2 separate regions of the Homo sapiens genome follow, and region 2 is linked to region 1. The links are chromatin loops, found by intact Hi-C in ENCODE. Cell type or tissue: endothelial cell of umbilical vein. All regions are shown on one strand.

Region 1 (8,000 bases):
TTTGAGGTACTGCACACTTCGCCAACAGGAAACCATTTCAAATGCCAATAAAAACTTTCCAAAAAAAAACATCTCTGGGCATGTAATGGCTGATTAAGTCTAAAGCAGTGAATTCTGTGATTACTTAACACACTATCTGTGTATGTACAGCTAGTAGGAGTGCTCCATTTATTTGTTTTGGATGTGATGAATTGTTTGTGATGGTATTACTTTTCCAAAGTTGTGGTGAGATTAAATACTAAAGTGTTCTGCCAAATACATGTCCTCTTGAAGATGTTTGTATTATAATTTTAGGAAAATATATTTGGGGGTAATTTTTACTGTTTAGTTGTCCACAAAATTTGTACACATTCAGAGGTCAGATAATAAGAACAGCTAAAATTTACTGACCTCTTCCACAGGAATAGTAAGAAATGGCTTGCATATGTCATCCCTCCTAAACCTTAAATCTTCTCATGAGATGGGTATTAACAGAAGTGGAACTTGCCCAAGGTCAGAAAACTTGTAAATAGCACAACTGAGATCCAGACTCAGGAGTTTTTTTCCAAACCCCAGTCTCTTAACCACGATGCTGTACAGTCCTTTGATTTTGGATGAGTATCTGGATAACTGAACTAGTCATGATATTTCATGCATGTTGTAATGTTGAGAAATTTCAGAATCCTAAAACAGTTGTTAAAGGTTGGAACATAAGAATGAGCATGAAAATATTATAAGCGACTTGATTTCCTAGAACCAAATGGAAATTAAAATAGTACATGATCACGTAGCAAATTATTAGCATACATCAGAGAACAAAAGATAAGCAGAGCATAACTGCTGAGAGGTATGATGACAAAGCCTGTCAAAACTCTTTCCAATGGGTCTGAAAATCTTTATTGTTTTGATCCCACCCCTACCACACCCTCTCTCCTGAGCTGTGGAAGATCGGTGGGTTAAATTCTATCATCAAATGCAATAATGGAGTTTCAAATATTCAAGTTGAGTGAGGTATGCTTGTCATTCAACTTTACATCCTCTATCCTGACTACTCTCTGAATTCTAGGTTCCCAACTCTAAGTATATGCAGATATTCACCACCATTTTAACTTTACCACATAAATGTAAGAGGGCTATATGCTGCAAACTAGTACTTGGTAGTGAGACCACCAGGCTAGGCATTAGGGTCCAAGGCCCAATTGCTTGTGTTCCAGTCCTGGCTCTGCCATTCAATATCCATGCGACTTTAAACTCATCACCTGGCCTCTCTCTGCTTCAGGTTTCTGATCCATGAAATGGGAATAATAATACTTATTTCATGGGGTTGTTATGAAGATTATATGCATTATGTATAAAGCACTTAGCTAAGTGCTGGGCACAGTAAGCACGATGAAAATGTTGGCTTGTTACTATTATTACCAGTGCTATTATTATTATTATTCTTTTAGTCATCCATGTTGAAAACTGCAGTCTTTTGTTTGGATTGCTGGAAGTGGGATTGGACAGCAAGACCTAGGGAGCAGTCAGTTCCTGCTTTAATTTCTACTTTGGAATATTTATTTCATTCTTACGGCCACCACCCTAATTTAGGCCTCTATTACCTTTGAGTTACCCCATTACAACAGTAGTCTTTTTGTTGCCAGTTACTTTTTGCCTACAGTTTATATCCTATACCACCAGGAGATCTATCTTTCCAAAAGTTGATTTAATCGAATTATTCTTCTGCTTGAAAACCTTCAATGTTTAATGCTATAGCATATCGGTGAATTCCTTATTCTGGAACTAAAAATTCCTTCAATCTAGCCCCAAGGTGTCTTTCTAGCCTCATTTCCCAAGTCCTTGCAGTCAAGGAAACTCTAGGTAAACCAGTCCACTCTCTTGTGTTAGTCTCATGTTTTAGCTCCTGGAATATCCTCTGCTCACTATTCAAATCCCGCCTGCCTTTCAAGGGCCAGCTGAGATTTCCTCTCCTCCAAGAGTCTCTAGACATGCCATAAGCTCTACGACTTGGAGCAGACATGAAGTATGTCAGCATCAAACGTCAAACTTTACTAATTCAGAGTGGACGTATATTGGATATGATTAAGTAAAAAGCAAAGGAAAGGTGTAGAGTTTGAGAAAACCTCTGTGAATCATAAAATTTTAAATGATTTAATTATTTTTATACCGTGTTAGTCCGTTTGGGCTGGTTTGACAGAATACCACAAACTGGGTAATTTATAGTTAGAGGTAAACTTGAACAATTTGGGTTTGAACTGCCCGGGTCCACTCATATTCAGATTTCCTTCTGCCTCTGCCACCCCTGAGACAGCAAGAACAATCCCTCCTCTACCTCCTCCTCCTCAGCCTTCTCAACATGAAGACAATGAGGATGAAGACCTTCATGAGGAGCCCCTTCCACTTAATAAAGAGTAAATATATTTTCTCTTCTTCATGATTTTTTTTTTAACATTTTCTTTTCTCTAGTTTATTTCCCAGCACTTTGGGAGGCCTAGGCGGCGGATCACGAGGTCAGGAGATCGAGACTATCCTGGCTAACATGGTGAAACCCCGTCTCTACTAAAAATACAAAAAGTAGCCGGGCGTGGTGGCAAGTGCCTGTAGTCCGAGCTCCTCAGGAGGCTGAGGCAGGAGAATGGCGTGAACCCAGGAGGCTGAGGCAGGAGAATGGCGTGAACCCAGGAGGCGGAGCTTGCAGTGAGCTGAGATCGCGCCACTGCACTCCAGCCCAAGGAAAAAAAAAATTCAGAATGTAATACATTTAACATACAAAATATGTTAACTACTCATGTTGCCAACAAGGCTTCCAGTCAACAGTAGGCTGTCAGTAGTTCAGTTTCTGGGGAGTCAAAAGTTATATGTGGATTTTTGACTCAGCCTGGGGTTGGGGTGGTCGGCACCCCTAATCCCCCTCTTGAACTGTAATAGAAATTTCTCACTGTTCAGGGTGCTGGCAGATGGGGTGTGTGGTAAGGGCTCTTTCTCTGCTTCCAAGATGGTGCTTTGTTGCTGCACCGTCTGCAGGGATGAACAGTGTCCTCACATGGCAAAGGGAGGGAAGGGTAGAAGGGTCAAGGCGCTCTCTGAAAAGGGCATTAATCCCATTCACAAGGCAGAGTCCTCATAACTTAATCACTCTCCCAAAGGCTCCACCTCTTAATATTACCAACTTGGTGTTTGAGTTCCCACCTATGAATTTTGGAGGGACAGGTACATTAAAACCATACAGCGATGGCAGGCAATGATAGAAGTAGCAAAGGGCTTGCTGTAATCTATTTTAATAAGTAGAAGGCATTGTGTACAACAGAATGCCTGACATAATTGTTCAAGATCAAATTAATAGCCCCATCATCTCAAGTATCTATGCTGCTATGTGACAGATGCATTCCTAGGAAATCTTGCATGATAAAAAAAAATTAATAGACCAAACAGGAATTTTAAATGCATACCATTATTGTTTCTGAAGAAATTTCAATAATAAAGGTGCTTTCTTATACCCGTAAGTGTATAACTATGAAACCTAAATATTAATGAGCAAATATAGTATTTTATCATATCAAAAGACCTTTCTTTATTAGTCCTGGCACTACCACTAGCCAGAACTTCTTGCCATTTATATAATCACCGATACAATAAATGGAGCAGAGCTGCTCAAATAAAGAGTACAATGAGTTTCCCTTTTCAGAGTGGAGAAGCTTCCTAATTAAGACTGCATTGCAAATACATTACCATGTAATGCAAATTGATGGAATTATAAAAGTCTATACTGTAATTAAAAATTTTTTTCATAAAAAATAAAATGTTAAAGTCACTTACCTGAATTATCAGAAATTGCCAATTAGACAAGAAGTAGTTCATGGACTAAGACCCAGAAAAGCTGTATTCTAGATTTGCCAATTCTAACCTTGGGCAAATCATTAAACTTTTCAAGGCTTGAGTTTTCTCATCCAAGAAATAAAGGGCAGGACTAGACAATTTTTAAGACCTCCCAAATCAATATTTTTATACTCTTTTATTTTTCTTGTCTACAAGGCTATTATTTGTGTGAAGTTATGTTACTTACTTACTTTGACCTTGAAGTTCAATGTGTCTATTCCCACATAACTTTTCAAATAATTAGAATATAATTTCTTAATATTAAAATAATTATAAATCTTGAGTTTTCTTTTACTATTCACAAGACACTTTGGATTTTGCCATGGTCTGTTCTAAATACTGCATAGTAACATGACAAAATTGAATTGGTTCATTTTTTCATGCAGTTTCTCTGCATTTCACATAGTATGTTTTTAATGACTCTGTAACACCATAATACATTACTACACTTCTAAAGTTCAATAGTTTACCCTTACTAATTTTTTGCTTTCATGTCAGAGCCACACTCCCCCCCCGCTTTTTTTTTTTTTTTGGCAGGAATGGAGGCACTAAATAATTGCTTAACAACTAAAAATTAATTTTAAATCTCAGATCATGTCGGATCTTTTGACTAAACACAGTACTCCCAATTCCAGGATTTCTTGACTGCGTGCTGGTGAGAAAGAATTTGACCATCTCACACCAGGTCTTTTTGCTGCCTCTTGCCTTATTTCCCTAAGTGCCTAGGAGTGCTCCCTTATCTTTCTTCTGATTCAAGACACTAGATTGTATTGTGACACAGATTGATACTTTTCTAGAAACTCACAATTTTAAAAATGATAAAAATTACATGTATAATGATTGAACAACATGACCCTGCATCAGGCATTCATTTTCTATTTCATAGCTCAAGTAATGGCATCTAGGAAATAGCACTAGAAAAAAATGCTAGTTTCTAAAAAGTCAAAACAATGAAGTAATTATCAATGTACAGGAACTTTTCTTTCTAAATGGTTTACATTTCAAACATGCAGAATTGATAAGGTAATTTTTTTTTTCTTGGCCAAACTACAAGCCTCAAATTTGAGGAATTTCAAGGTAATTAAATGGTGCCACCTATTGGCCAAATGTATCACTGCAGCCTATCTTTTTAAATATAGAGGATGTTCAATAAAGTTGGCAAAATCCTAAGTGCAAAATTAGAGGTTCTTATCCATTTGAGACAGTCACATTTGTGAATAAATTTTAATGCAATATTTTAAATTAGATAACATATCTCAAATATATAGCTATTTTGTTGTTAGAAGGTTTGTCCACAAGGGGGGTGTGTGTGTGTATGTATGAATAAGAAATACATATATATGCTCATGAAAAGGACACTCATTGTAGCATTAGGTTATTTTTCACTCTGAAATGGAGGGGCATACTGGAAAAGCTAATAGCTAAAGGCAATCCTGGACTTACAATAGCTCTTTCTGCTGGTTGGGACTAAACAGTACCTACAACACTGGGGATCTAGTATTGGAAATGACTGTAATAGTTTTTTCATACAACTTATGGAATTAGTTAATCTCAGTGATTTTCAGTTATCCTTCATAATACAGTATCAGAAAAGGGGTTCTCATAGTAGGCTTCTACAGAGTCTTTAACTTGCCCATGAAAATAAATGTCACTTTAAAATGAAAGCCAGAATTAATTTAAGAAGCAGGCCACGAGTTCTGGTAGCCCTAAAGAATAAACTGCTTCTTTTTTGCTTTATTGTGACTCTCCTAATTTGTTGAGAGGAATATTAGTTGTATCTCTATTTTAGATTCCATGACCAACTTGCAGGTTTTTTTTTTCAATATGCTAAAATATTTTTTGCTTCTTAGAGACACTGTCTTGAATTAACATGGACTTTTGGCTAATCTACATAAAACTACACTGTAGGTTAACCTACATTTATTCTAAAAAAACTGTAACATAAATAGAGAGCAATCTAGAAGCCAAGTGCTCATTCATTTGAGATTAATTGCCTCTTCAGATCACTAATTCATGCTCCAGTGTCCCAGGAGAGTTATTTCCCATGAGTGACCACTTGACTCAGAAGGTATTTTAACTCATCCAGGCTTCGTACAGGACAAATCTTATTACTGTAACTTAGTTACACGGCCATAAACATAGTTTCCCTTTCTCTTTCTCAGCTTGTTTACTTAGTACCAGAAGAAAGTCTCCTCTGTGACCACTGGTGACTTAACTCAGTTTGAATGGGCACAAATCCAGCAACTGACAACATTGTGTGACACTGAAAATTGAGTTCATATTATTTAAAATAACTTTAAACAAGGGTAAATGAAGTCACATTCACTGTAAGCAAACAAGGAATAGACCTCATGTCCTTCTGCAATCAAAAAGGGATGTGAAAAATAAAATTCTTATAAAATTGTTGTTGATTTCAATGTCGAAGATCTTAGTCACAAATTTAAAACAAACAGGAGAGATAAAATAGCAATTAATGAACAGTAACCATGAACCTTCAAAGGCAACAACCTGAAATTATAAACTGATGAGCCATGGAGGCACTATTTAACCCGGGAAGTGCTGCTTTTCTAGGGTGCTCAAAGCTTGTACTCTTTTTGGCTTTAGTATTTTTTTTAATTTTGAGTCCCTCTACAATTTTACCATTAAAAATAACTGTCATTTGATAGCAATGTTGTCATTCACACAGTCACCAGATTCAGCAAATATAAAAAGGAAGACACTAAGATAAATTTGAATTTCAGATACAAATTTTTTTTTAGTATATGTACTATTCAATATTTGGGAGACAGGCAGTGTATTTCATTAAATATACTATCACAATTGTGCTGATAAAATAGTGCTACAATTGTAAAACAGGTTAAACTAGTCTGAAACTATGGTCATGCATATCTTAACTACGGGGATATGTTCTGAGAAATGGGTAGTTAGGAGACTTCATCATTGTGTGAATATCAAGAGTGTACAAAACCTGGATTGTATAACCTACTATACACCTGGGTTCTAATAGTATAGGCTATTGCTCCTAGGCTAAAAACCTGTACAGCATGTTACTGTACTGAATACTGTAGGCAACTGTAACACAATGTTTTTGTGTATCTAAACATAGAAAAGTACAGTAAAAATAGGACTACTATCATATTTGTGGTCCAACCTTGACAGAAACGTTGTTATATGGTGCATGACTTCAATTAAAGATCTCTACACCAGGTTTTTGGATTAAAGCGGATACATGACAAAGCTCCAGTTTGACCTCAACAAATCTAGATTTACTCTTCTGAATCATCATTAAGTTGATCAGCATCTAATTCACATCTATTACTGAACATCTATGTGACAGGAACTGTGCTCAACCATTCTTCCTGTAACAAAACTGGACTTCCTGGCAGGCACTTGTTCGTGAAGTCTGTGACAAGGATGACTTTAAACTATTTAAAAACTACTAAAAATTAAATTTGTAGCAAAATGGCATATACAGCTACAACATAAGCTATGAGTACAAACCAGTGTTTAAAAAGTTTAATACCTATTTTTGTACTACTGAATTGCCACTCATTTTAAATAGAGTGGCAATTTAATGACACAAAATCTTTATACTAGGAGATGTAAGAAGTTGTAACTTAAATATAATCCTATCTACATAAAATTAAAGCAATTAGAGACTCTATTTTTATATAGAACGAGATCAAAGCAGATTATAGCATTGCAACCCTACCTGTTTAGTCTATTTTCATTTAAAGGAAACAAAGTTAGTGACTATGCCATTTCATATAAATACACTGTGCCCAAAATGCAACATTTCATGAAATAACTGAAACAGTGAAAGAACTGTTAGATTGATTGAGAGGAAATCTACATGGATGACTCAATGTTAGAAACCCTAAGCATGATTTAACTATCCAAGGATTAAGAGGTTCTGGGAAAACTCTTAAAAGCTCTTGGCAAAAATGATCATGCTATAAATAATGTAAACCATGTCTAATAACAGTAAGAAAAATAAAATGCTTTGAAAACTTGTTTTATATAATGTAAGCATTAATGTATAATTAAAACTCTAGCTAAACGTTTAAAAAGAAAATAATTTTGCTTCAAAATTTCCTTTACCTATAAATTTTAGTTCCTTTTTAAAAACTGGACTCAGTTTAAGG
Region 2 (8,000 bases), 630 kb before region 1:
AGCCCTGATTTGCTATGATGTCAGGCAAATTATTTAATCTCTCTATTCTCCCTTTTCAAGGACATGTCTTTATTTCTTTTGCCACCTTTTTTATTTTGTCACCCAAAAGCTTAAAAGCAAGGTAAGCTGTGTTCACACTATTTCTGTAATAATTTTAAAACACTGGCTGCAGGTATGGAACCTCCTTTTTCCTTTGAAGGAGAAAATATATATTCCTGATGCTCCAGTTGTACATCTTTGGTTGATTTATTCTGTGTGTCTGTCTCCCTTTTACTAATATCTCTCAGCAAGAAGCCTTAAATATGGAAAATTTTTGCCATTTAGAAATTTTCTACAGTGTCATAAAATCACATTACCGTGTTGGTTATTGAGCTGGTCTTGCCATTCAGCATTCCTTAATTATGCTTTCTCCTAACCCATTTTCAACCATCCCACCCAGATCCTGACATTTATTCCTCCAAACAGGTAGCCTCAAGCCTACATTTACATCTTAGAGATCAGTCCTTTTCTCTAGGACTGGCATTGGCCCTGGAGGATTCATGTCAAAATAGCAGCAGGGAGATGAAGCAATTTGCACATTGCTCTACCTTGTCCTTTCAAATCAGGGGCAGGTTGAAGCTTGCATTGGCAGGCTTGCCATCTGGACAGAGCTGGGGGGCATCTCCTGCTACTTTGCTTTTCATCATCAAATCATTTCCTTCAAATGTGAATGCTGTGGCAATTGTGCTTTCAAATGTCTTGATGCTGCCCCCTGTATAGGCAGCTCTGGATTTAATAAGCAAGAAGTAAAAACAAAACTAAAAAAACCTACCATGTCACTTTGGATCTGCTTGTTTTTAGAAGCTGACTAACCTAAGTATTTGAAATTCATGAAAATCAGCTCTGGGTACATCTGTTCGTTTAATTCTGACCCTGGACACCTGTGTGGGAGATGCATGTCAGCATGTAATGTTCCTTGCTGAGGTGGATGGTTATTCACATTCTTGCTGCAGACATCAATTAATTTTGAAGGTCTTCACAGTGAGATTTTTATAGAAACCCAATGAGAAAAAAAATATGACTGAATTCGAGCTCTTTCTGAATTAATAGTATGGACCTATATCGGGTGGTAATTTTTATCTTCTCTCTGCTTTTACTCTTCTGCTTCTCTTTCTATCTAAACATGTTTTCTCTGTTTTTGCAGTATATCTTTCTTGGTTTGCTCCTACTCAGCCCTGCTCCCTATTATTCGACTCATTCATATATTTTTTATTAAAGTAAGATTAATCACATATGTGCCAAAATTTCTTTTTCTCTCCCCCTTCATTATCACAAACAAATAGTATTTACCACATGCTGTGCTAAACATGAGGGCCATTTAAATACATCCTGTCCTCTCTAAGCTGACATAATTAGAAATGGATGCACTCTGTTAAAAAAAAATCCTGTGATTAACAACCTGTAGTAATACTCTTTGAGTCTTTATTCACTAAAGAAGTTTGGGCCTCTTTCAATGTTCGGATTTCTCTACAGTATGAAATGTCAGAAATGGGCAGGTCTTGTGAAGATATGGCCTAACTCTGGATAACTTGAGACCCAATATGTAGTGAGCTATAAAGAAAACCATCTAGCAGAATAAAATCAGGCGCTGACATGATATGACTAACAGACATTTCTAGGGTACCATAAATATGTATGATCATACATACATGCCTTATTCTCCCTTAAAAAGGAATTGATGAAGGTCTGATTGGATTTCACAAATATCCACTGAGGCTAGTGTGAGAAGTGGCCATGTATTTCAGAATCAGTAAGCTAAAACATAGAGGTACAAGAAAGAACTCCTTGGAACAGATGATCAAGTATAGCTGAGGTATCTCTTGCCATGAGTAACCCTATTTAAATCAAGATTGGGAGGCGGTGCTGTGGAGCCCTTTTTTTCTAGAGGCTAATAATTAAATCAGATGATTTCCGAAGAGCACCATAGTCCCCGTGATTCCTGATAATGGGTGGACCAAGGAGCATTCCTTTCAAGTCCATCTAAACTCTTAATGATTTGGAGCATCTGGGAGGCTCCATTTAACTCGATGGCTTTATTCTCTCTCTGGTTTTTCATTCCCTACCACTTCACTGGGTTAAAAAAAATATATTTTAAATGTTTGTTTGTGGAGTCCTGGCATCTCTCATGCTCCCATCTTTGTCTGGTGTTTGTTTTTCAAAATTTTGCTTGAAAAAGCATGTAGAATTCTCCTCCATTTCTTCTCAAAGAGGTTGTAGGGTTTCTGACTACCAGCACAGTAAATGGGAAGGCTCCTTTGGACGCCTAGGAATTAAACACCATGGTAACTGGATGCTATTATTGAAGTACTGTAACTATGTCCCAGCCTACAGAAGCCACACCAATCATTTGCCTTCCAAATTAACTAGATACAGATGATCCAGATGCTAGAGAAGGGGAAATTTCTTGTTTTCCAGTTCTGATTCCTTTAAAATTCATTCATTCAGTTGTTTCTTTTAATCATTCATTTCTGTAAGTAGTAATAAGTACTTACCGTGGGGTAAGCAGTGCTGGGACTGGAGTCGCCATGCTATGTAAGACTGTCTGCAAGGAGCTTTGAGTACAGGGAAAGAGACAGATGTGTACATAATCATCACACACATAGGCATTATGTACTTTAGAAAGGGTGTATGCAAAATGCCACGGGAACACAGAAGAATGTCACTTGTATTGATTTTGATTGGGAGAGGGAGTGGAGAATTAAAGAAGGTTTCTCTGAAAGGTTGGGTCCTGAGGACTATAGAATATAGGAGGGTTGTACAAGCAGAGGGGATTTCAAAAGTAAAAGCATAAACACACAAATTCTGCTTGGACAACTTGGAGCGGCACAGGGTGCAGAGTGGCATTATGGGAGATGAGGCTGGGACATTTAGGCTGGAGCAATTTGATGGCAATGGATGGACTTTATCCTGCAGACAATGTGGACCCAATGAAGAGTGTTAAGCTTAGGATGACATTATCAGATCTGTTTTGTTATTATCTTATATATGACTCTGAAGAAAAAAAATATTTTTAGCTGTGACTTATCAGGCACTGTCTATATACTTGACATATGTTGTTGCATTTTAAATCATAACAACTTTCTGAAGGGTGAGCATTATTTTCCTCATTGTACAGAAGAGGAATTTGAGGCTCAGAGAAGTGAAGTAACTTGGCCAGGTTGGTTCGGGGGCCATGGACTGGGACTCAAGCCTGGGCTTGTCAGACTGACTGACTGATATTCTTCTGTACTCCCCTGCCCCCCTTTCCTGGTGGGCACACAGCTAGCATTTGATGACAATTATTTTATGAGTGGTCCCTGTTCTGTCAGGCCATATGGACTATTATCTAAGCATTGCAAAAGACAGGGCTAGGAATGGTGTGGGAGGAGGGTAGAGAAGAGGGGACAGGGATGGTGGCTCCTACACCTTGTGATGGCCCTGGTGGCCTGCCAGTGATGAGGTGCGTTTCCATTCTGAAGATGCAGCATGCCCTTGCCTGGGCACAGGGACTGCCCTTTAGGCTGGCCAGCCGGCATGCGGGCTGGCCTCAGGTAGTCAGCAGGACCGCCTCATCATCCTCTGATTATGGCCTACCTGAGTGGTTTGGTGACTGGTGAGGATGGCCTGTCAGCCACCATCACCAGAAACCCTACAGGCCCCCATTTCCCCTGGAGAGTCGGTAGGAAGCCCCATGCCTCCGTAGGACTACTGATGGGTAGGTATGATCACATCCTCCCCCAATTCTAATCTGAAGATGGCACTAACTCTTTTGCTTTAGCAAGACCTGGATTCAGAACTGAGCAAATGGGAGGCAAGGAGCATTTTAAGTATCTACTGCTATCCTTCCTCCTCCCCTGGGAGATGAGAAGGCTCTGGGCACCTGCAGTGGAAGCTCCTTCTGGGGTTCATGCGGCTGCGGGATGGAAGAGTGCTGTGGCCCCGGGGTGCGGCGGGCTATGCTGTACCAGTGGAGGTCACATCACACCAGGCACTAACACAAAGAAACTTTCTGTCTGCGGAGCGTGGCTGGCATGTGGAAACATTGTTTCTGCAGAGACTCTAAAACAAATGCATTCCGTGGGCCCAGGAGCGGGCACTGGACGTGATGAAAGTGCCTTTTGTGGGCGCTTCTGTGGGAGTCGGATGGAGGTTGGCGTGGCCCCCGCAGTGCGGAGCGCGGCCTGGCCTTTCCTGCTACGGCTCCCCCTCTGCCTGTGGTCGCGGTGGCCATAGAAACGCGCTGGGCTCCTGCTCCACTTCCTCTCTCTGCCTTCCCTCACCAGCAAATCAAAACATAGACTGAGCAAACAAACAACAAACAGAAAAGAAGCCCCCAAAACCTGGAGTTTCGAAGAAAATAGAGAACACTGGCTTCAAAGGGCCTTTTCGTTTAAATTACCTTCTAGTGCAGCAGGGAGCCGATAGAGGGCGACGTCGGCTCCCTTCGACCTTGATCGCTGGAGAGAGGTTCTGCAGCAGTGAATGAACTGTAACGTGATTGTAAATACTTTCAGTACTTTCAGGGCCGTGATTGTAAATACTTTCAGGGCCGAGTGGAGTTTGTTCTGGTGGGGTTTTATGTGTTCTCCTTTTCTTACAAAAAAAGAAGGAGAAAAAAAATAGTGTTCAGTGACGAAATGGCAGCAAGAAACAGATTCTCCAAGTACAGTCTTGCACGCTCCTCAGCTCCTTAGTCCAAAACAAGTGAAGCCACGGACGAGCTCTGGTTTTCAGGTGCTTGACCCAGTCCTTACTGGCAGGAGTTTCATGAGCAGCGATGGAGTAAGAGTTAGTGGGATTGTGCCTTCTGTTTAGTGATGGACCCAGAGGCGTGGATGAGACCCGGGAGGCCTCGGGTGTGGCCTAATTCAGGAGGAAGTTGAGCTCTGAGCTGTTTCCTTGGGTGTGGCCGGTTGCTCAGTACCACCTCCCTGGGGCCTCCTGCGTGGGAACATCGGCCCTTGCAGGGTGGCTAGCAGAGGTCAGGATGGCTGGACCCCTGGCCCTGGCAACTTCGGTGCTGTTCTAACACCTAGGCCGGTGGGTTCCAGAGTGTTTCATACACAGAGGCTTAAGACAAGGAAAGCCCTTTCAGGGTGTGTGTGTGTGTGTGTGTGTGTGTATAGGGGGGATGGTTAATTTCTAATAAATGGTAATTTCGAATAAATGGAAACTGTGATATTGTGATGTAGCCAGCATTCCAATAGGCTGGAGTTTTTTGTGTTATGAATATGGCATTTTTAAAGTTTGACCTAAGGGTGGGACCTTTTTCCTTTGGGTCCCTCAAAGCATATCATATTCATGTTAGTGTAGAGGTGCTCTGTCTGCTCTGGCCTAAGGAATCTTTTCTTGGAGTAAGTTGGCATTTTTGTGAAAACTGAAGCTTGAACCTCCAAACCTTACACTGACTACTTCAAGTTTTTGCTTCCCACTGTTAGCAGGGGAGCCATTAGCCGAAATCTGATATGTATGAACATTCTCTCTCCCTCCTCTTGCTCCCCCTCCTCTCTCTCCCTGTCCCTCCTCTCCCACCAACCCCCAATATAGCTTGATACAAACTCTTGAGGGCTGCTAGAATTAAAAAAAAATCCTGCCACTTAATTTTTCTTTTCTTACCTTCCTAAAATAACATATTGCTTTTTTGTTCTTATCCCAGTTCACACTTCAACAACCTCAGATCAGTCAAATGTTTATTAAAATTTTTTTAAAAAACATAACAAATCAGAATTGATATAGAAAAAAAATTCAAAAAAGCAAACCTATCAAAGCAAAACAAAAACAAACCAGCATCATAAAATTCAGAGAACCCCCTCTACCATGCTCCCAAAAGAAAAACTCTATTTAGAGCCTGAAGTAGATGGAGCTGATTGCCTGGCTTGGTTTTTTACATGACCCTGAATAGGACACCTCAGTGTGGGGTCCTTCTCCCTGCCTCTACAGCTTGTGCAAATGAAGACTTCCTCCCCTTATTCGGAATGGAGGATCAAGGATATTAATGATGCATTGTTCCTCTTCCAGTGATATTTGTGAGGATGAAGGAGGAAAGCAGGAGAGAAATGAGTGCTAAATATATTTTAATCACCTCTGCTGCTTTGAAAGAATTCCCACAGATAATCTTCAGCTCTTCAGCAAAAAGCAGCCTCCACCCTCGAGCCTCCCCTTGTCCCTGTGTGATGTGGCACCGACCTGCAGTGTGGAGGGGTTTGCACAGTGCTCTCATTGTGTAATTAAAAGAAATTTCCTGATGCTGATGGGCCTGGGCTGGCTTGTTAGCACTATCAGTGCAAACACAGAGACATTAAATTTAAGTGAGGGCCCGGCTAGTTTCTGGGCTGATTGGATTGTCATCCTGAGGCTCTGTTTATAGAGTGGGGCCCTTTTCCTCCCCCACCTCTGGACTCAAGGAGCTCTTGTGGGGCTTTCAGGAGAAACCTCCCCAAGGAGCTAGCCTGGGCCAGCGTTTAAACTGACCCAGATTAAATCTTCAGGAAAGAAATTCTGTTCTTCATCTCACTCCAGAAACAGGGCATAAGAATAATGTTTTCTTTTTCCCCCAACTGATCTCAAGAGATCAACTTATAGAAGAAAACTCAAATATCCTTCTACTAAAAAAAAGTTTTCTGCTCGATGTCTCTATCTTCCTTTTGATGTCATTGGGAGAAAGTGTGTCTGCCTCCTTCTTCATTAATGTATTCTGTGAAATGTGAGTCCATTTCTTTCCATTTGTAGAACAACAGAATTTTCTACTTAAAATTCACATGGAGTTGAAATATATCATTTGTATGAAAAATGAGATGGGCCATTTGGAAAATGTAATTTTAAAATATGCAACCTACACCAGCATATGATCAAAGTAATGAGTTAATTTTAATTTCTTTTTCTTGTTCACAGATGTCCTTGAAGGTTATAACGGGACGATTTTTGCGTATGGGCAGACTTCATCAGGAAAAACCCACACCATGGAGGTAAGATTACAATGTGCTCTAATGCGAATCTCTGAGATGACTGAATGGAACTGACGTTTCCAGCAAAACTTGAGGTGCATGTGGCTTTCTTTACTGGGAAATAGAGACGGTTATGTTTGGCCAATTAATTATGTCTTTGAGAAGTTTTAAAATAGCAGCAAAAAATAAAGTCTCAGGAATTCAGTATTTTAAAAAGTACTTTATTGATAACTTTGTGACAGTAACAATACATTCTATTCAGAAACAATCATTGATTAGCTAAGCAGTAGTGTGAACATCATTCTGGACTTCAGCCTCATTCTAACTGGGAAAGCCTGTTGGGAAAATCATTTACCCTGATGAAGGCCCCCGGGGAGGTTCGTCTCTTAGAATAAATAAAAAACTGTAGGTCAGAGATTTTTAAAAGTTGGCTTGTGGGCCACGTTCAGCCCACAGACATATTTTTGTTTGGACTGCACGGTATTTTTTTTTTTAATAGTAAGCAATGTTAAAAATTGGATGATTTCACACAATTCAAATTTTCCATCTTAGGTTGAATATTCTGAAGATCTGGCAGCACTGGGTGAATTTCACCATAATATAAAATTCAAGCTTCACTGTTCACTTCATTGTCCTGTTCACCTTTTTGTTAACATTTCTAGTGCAGGGAACAGCTGCTGTCACCTAGGAGAAGTTTGGTAAAATATTTGTTAGTATTTGTGAAAATGGTACCTGTGGTACTGGCTCTGGCCACCCCACGTACATGGGGCTGGACTCTCCATTGTACTCACACCCAGCCCACTTCATGCACACTGGGGTGAAGACGAACTTATATTTGGCATCCTTCCTTATTGACTTACATACCTGCTCCCTGAAGGCACTTCAGGGTATGACCCCAGCTCCAGTTGTTGGCTGTGGAATTTTGTGGCTTCAGTCTGTTTTCCAAACAAGGCAGGTCTGCAGACAAAATTGAACCTCTTTGCCTCCTCTTTTCCTTTTTTTTTTTTCTTTAAATCACCAAATCCTATAGGGCCTTCA

Evidence for each region. Peaks named below come from ENCODE experiments on the same cell type or tissue, not always from the same donor. Only the 100,000 strongest peaks of a DNase experiment are listed, where the experiment ranks them.
Region 2: a loop joins it to region 1, with 23 times the contacts of the local background. A loop is called at or near these places in 9 of 110 quality-filtered maps.

Annotation. Positions count from the first base shown.
Region 1 is chr2:149,556,530-149,564,529 of GRCh38, forward strand. No RefSeq gene overlaps it. Among named protein-coding and RNA genes, the nearest start is that of MMADHC-DT, 27 kb to the right of the region's middle. RefSeq lists a silencer at 1-220. In endothelial cell of umbilical vein, a CTCF peak has its summit at 4,994 (motif pointing left); DNase peaks (open chromatin) are centred at 82 and 4,962.
Region 2 is chr2:148,922,372-148,930,371 of GRCh38, forward strand. It overlaps KIF5C (kinesin family member 5C), which reads left to right. Exons shown (of 26, transcript NM_004522.3): 3 at 6,910-6,983. It overlaps LOC101928553 (a long non-coding RNA gene), which reads right to left and starts at 4,878. Exons shown (of 2, transcript NR_187659.1): 1 at 4,418-4,878. RefSeq lists an enhancer at 3,628-4,252. In endothelial cell of umbilical vein, a CTCF peak has its summit at 4,437 (motif pointing right); a DNase peak (open chromatin) is centred at 4,500.